Linked DNA regions of Homo sapiens: region 2 is linked to region 1. The links are chromatin loops, found by intact Hi-C in ENCODE. Cell type or tissue: spleen. All regions are shown on one strand.

Region 1 (2,500 bases):
CCCTTTTCATAAGAACATCTGCCATATTGGATTAGGGTACACCCTAATACCCTCATTTTTACCTTTCTGTAAAGACCCTAAAACTACCTCTGTAAAGATCTCCAGATAGGGTCACATTCTAAGATACTAGTGGTTAGGACTTCAATGTATCTTTTGGGGGGACACAATTCAATCCATAACACTTGGCTTGTAGCGGCATAACCACAACATTTACATGGAGTCTCCCTGTGTACATGTCTGAGTCCAAATTTCTTTTCATAAGGACACCAGTCATATTGGATTAGTGGCCTACACTTCTGTAGTAGGACCTCAAGTAATTATATCTACAGTGACCCTGTAAGGCTCTTTGTGACCCAAATAAGGTCACATTCTGAGGTACTGGGGGTTAGGACTTCAACATATTAATTTAGTGGGAGAGGTGGGGGAGGCACAATTCAACCTACAACAATGAAGATTCACCTAAAGTATTCATTGCTCTAAAAAACTCAATACATTTTAGGAAAATCTATCACATATTCATATATTCATAAAGATATGTGACTTATAACGCCTTATAAATATGACAATGAGAGAACAAAAACATTATCAAACTCAGTTTTTATTGATTCTGCTACTACGTAGATGTGGTTAAGACAAGGCATCCTAAAACAAAATTTAATAAAATGATCTTAACAAGAATAACCAAAATTTCCTTCTTTCGACTTCAAAGCTTCCTTTCATTAACATTGTTCTTAAAAGAGAAATAACACTTGCAGCCTAATCTCAATTATCAACTTGTATATTTTGGTTTGCATCAGCATATCTCTAATGCACCACTTTATTGGTGCATTATTGCCACTGTACTCATTAAATTCAGCTTTCCCCAGTCCTCCTCATTTTAATTGGAAAAAAGCTAAAAAATACACTGTTTTGAAAAATTCAAACACTGTAGAAGAATACAATGAAAGGTCCTTTCCTGAGCGCCCTACCTCAATCCTAATCTCGTAAATTACAAACAGCATATTGTAACTCCATCCACATATTTTCTATGCATGAATGGGCATATATATGTCTTCATTCCACATTTTATTGTAAATGGGATTTATTTTGCACATTGTTTTATAACTCATTTTTTTCTACCTAACAATTTTAGAGCATTTTTCCACACAGGTACATATCAATCTAACTCATTTCTTTAAAACAGCGGCAGATAATTCTTTGTAACAAATTTAACTTGTGTAAGGAGTTAAATATGTTACAAAGGGGATTTGGACGACCACCAGATGGCACTAGCACACAGTTTATTTGGGCAGAGATTGACAGATTTGCCTGGGGGTGAGGGTGGGGGTTGGGGTGAGGACAGGGGCAGTTTCTCAGTGACAGCATGATACCTTCCAAAGGCAAGGGTGCACAGGCGACTTTCCAGAAGGGACATAGAGGAAGATCTGAGGGAGAGTATTTAGAGGGGGTTATGTGTCTAGGTGGTGTCACTCAGCAGCATGGTGGGAGTCTCTGGGCAAAGAACTCTGAGAGAAGCAGTGGCCCCAGCGTTTATCTAATCTATGGGACCTATGGTTAGCAGATGTTGGGTGCAGTTTCTCAGGATGTGCAAAGCAGGCAGGCTGTAAATGGCTAACAATCTGCTTTTGGGGGCTATATTTTAAAACAACTGGATGTGTAGAAATTTAAGTTTGGCCGTAGCCGGCTTTTGAGTTAAGAAGTCCCAGGCTGCTGTGAAGAAGTAAACAACACAGGGCCAGGGGCCATTTTAACTCATTTTTGTAACAACTAGCTCCTTATTGAAAGGCACTTTATGATTTTTCCCAAGCCAAAAAGAAAAGAAGAGTCACAAACAGGTCAAAAGAAAAATTACTAATTTATATATGACAAAAGTCTAATTTTATAAGTATAATCAGGACTCCTAGAAATAAGAAAAATGATAAATTAGCACAGCTGTCTCCAAAATCAACCTTGAAAACTACAGAAACAGGAAGAAATTGGCTGTTGGAAGTAAATGAAGACTGTGAGAAACCCCTGGGAAGAAGGGAACTAGTGACTAGAAGGGAGGGAGGCAGCCGAAGAGCACAGCAGTCACATGGGGAGGAGGATGTCCCTGGAAGCTTGGGAGGCTCTGGGGAGGTCATATATAATCTTAGCTCTTGTCTCCCGTACTTCACCTGGGAAGCTTTGCTGCCCTCCCAGTGTTGTGAAGCACTACCAGAGGAGCACAAGGCCAGGCTAATAAGGAGCTGATAGAAATAGGACTAGGATGAATTGTACCCTGGAATGTTCAGGCCTCCAACTCCTGTCAGCAGAGGTTATTGGTCCCTGGAGCTCTCTCCTCTGAAACTTAACCCTTCTGCTTTCCTCAAATTCTCAAAAAAGGATTCAGTTGAGAATGTGTCTTTGAGCACTTCCCTAATAGACAACACAGAGCAGTATAGCTGATTTCATCAGTAAATTAATGTGATGCTACAGGTTCAAAGAAACTAGGTACCTATATTAGTCCATTTTCACACTG
Region 2 (2,500 bases), 190 kb after region 1:
GAATTGGAGCTGGAGAATACAAACAGTATTGTTTCAAATCAAAGAAACATGAGGAAAAAAAGAAACCCCAAAATCAAAACTGCCAGTCCTTTTATGATGATAAACTAGCATGGGTTCCTAGCCACCTCCTTCAAAATCAAACTTGGAAAAACCAAAGAAAGGAGTAGGAATATGAATTCCACGAGTTAACAGAAATAACAAACAAAAACCCAACTTGGTCCACCCTGGGCAACTCCTCAGGCCTTGAACTGGTGAATCTGATAGGTGGTAGAAGGAGGCCCCTAGTGATCTTTAAAATCCTTTTAAGCTCCTCTCCTTCACTGCCTTCAGACAATCCTTACTTTCCCTTTCAGCATCAAAATAACCACCAACACCTGGAAGATAGTTATTTATGAACAATCAAGGCTATAAAAACATAACAAAGCAAAATGCAAACAACAAGGAAACAAAAATGTGTACAATGTATGTTATTCAGGTGATGGATATCCTAAAAGCCCTGACTTCAACACTATGCAATCTACCCGTGTAACAAAACTTCACTGGTACCCCATAAATTTATACAAATTTTAAAAAAAGAAAAAAAATGTGATGGGCTGAGAAGTTGATGAAGACAAGTGGAGCTGACCAAACGGCAGCAGGCATCCTGGAGCTTGCAGCCTCTTCCTTTCTAAATCGCCTGGGCCATTAGATTAGTATCAAAGACAGTCTCCTCAGCCAGCTCTTTCTTAAAAGTGGAAGTGAAAAGGACCGATGAGTTTGCCTGGGGGAGTGGCAGCAAACAGAGGTTATCCATAGTGGGGTTTGGAGTTTTCTGCCTTGGTGCTTATCTCCACCCCTAGTGCCAGTGACTGCACAGAGTAGCTGATACCTCCAGGGAAACAGGGGCTCACAAATCAGACACTAGATACCTGACTAATGCCACTATGGGTTAAACTGAACAATATACACATTTGAAGCACAATAATTAGACTTATAATTTAAATAAGTATAATATGTATATTTGTGCTTAGGCAGGAAAGGTTAAGATTGCAGCAATATGAAATCAGGAACTTAAATCAGATAATTGGTAATATTAGACATTAATATGTTATGGTTGAAATAAAGAACATAATAGAAGGAAAAATACCAGCCTGGATATACTTGAAGAATATATTAGTAATTTGCAAGATAATGTTGAAGAAATCTTCTAGATGATAGCTCTAAAGATACAGAAAATATACACAAAATTTAATAAAGATAAACTTAACAAAAGACAGAAGACTCCTCAAGTCAGAAGAGTTGATGGATGCTAAATAAGAGGAAAAAGGAAAACCCTTACCTAGCACATTTAATGAAATTTAATAATATCAAAGACAATGAGAATATTCCAAATGCATTCTGAGGGAAATTGCAAATCTGTATAAAAACAAGAATCAGATTGTCAAACATTTTGGTAGTAGCAGGATGTAAGAATAATGAAGTAATAATGTTAAAGTATTGAAAAATATCCAGCTGGATAATTCCTCAAATTTGAAGGCATAAAAATATTCTTAGGCATTTACGATTTCAGAATTTTTGTTAAGCTCATATAATAAAATTACCCTTGCAGTAGGTATTTAAGTAAGTGAAAAATAAATAAACAAATCCCAAAGGCGCTACAAATATCAGGGGAACGTGGGGTAGCCAAATTCTTCAGCAACTTATTGTGGAGGAGAGAGAGAGTGAAAGAACAAGCACAAAATTGCTAGGACCCGATTAAACTAGAAAGTTCATTAGTAGCAACTGAAAATTAAGTTCTTAAGTTCTAGAAAATATTAACAAAATTGGAACTGGGCAATAACAAAGGGATATGTCTGTGCTAAAGTAGTGGTTTTATCACAGGGACTGTGTAGATAGATATTAGTAAATTAGTGAACTTAAGTAAATTTGGTCATGATTTGTTCCCATCTTACTTCATTCCTCTCTCTCCCTTTGTATATCACATTTTCACCAAACTGGCCTTCCATGGTACCAGCTTGGAAGACACCAAGCTCCTTCTTGCCTTAGAATCTTGGAGTTTACTGTTCCCTGCTACAACAGCTTTCACCATGTTTAGTGCCTTTGTAAGGAATAAACACATTTTTCTTTAAAATATCTCTTCCCTAGAGAAGTCTTGTCAATTCATGCTATATTTAATACAAACAAACAAACAAAGATGCCTATTTTTCCCAATATTTCTCTGTGCCAACATTTTGTTTTTCAGCAACACTTTACTTCATGTGATATTATTTAGTTTATATTTCTACTCAATCTATGTCAGAAATCAGAAGATTGGCCGGGTGTGGTGGTTCATGTCTGAAATCTCAGCACTTTGGGAGGCCGAGGTGGGTGGATCACCTGAGGTCAGGAGTTCTACAGCCTGACCAAAATGGTGTAACCCCATCTCTACTAAAAATACAAAAAAAAAAAAAAAAAAAAAATTAGCTGGGCGTGGTGGCAGGCACCTGTAATCCCAGGTACTAGGGAGGCTGAGGCAGGAGAA

The links. Peaks named below come from ENCODE experiments on the same cell type or tissue, not always from the same donor. Only the 100,000 strongest peaks of a DNase experiment are listed, where the experiment ranks them.
Region 2: a loop joins it to region 1, with 4 times the contacts of the local background. A loop is called at or near these places in 17 of 110 quality-filtered maps.

What each region holds. Positions count from the first base shown.
Region 1 is chr4:163,483,739-163,486,238 of GRCh38, forward strand. No RefSeq gene overlaps it. Among named protein-coding and RNA genes, the nearest start is that of TMA16, 9.7 kb to the right of the region's middle. In spleen, a CTCF peak has its summit at 1,221 (motif pointing right); no DNase peak of the experiment used is centred here; H3K27ac peaks cover 465 bases.
Region 2 is chr4:163,673,770-163,676,269 of GRCh38, forward strand. The region is part of intron 5 of MARCHF1 (membrane associated ring-CH-type finger 1); the gene reads right to left. The region is part of intron 1 of LOC107986325 (a long non-coding RNA gene); the gene reads left to right. Among named protein-coding and RNA genes, the nearest start is that of TMA16, 180 kb to the left of the region's middle. RefSeq lists enhancers at 635-714, 735-784. In spleen, no CTCF peak of the experiment used is centred here; no DNase peak of the experiment used is centred here; H3K27ac peaks cover 824 bases.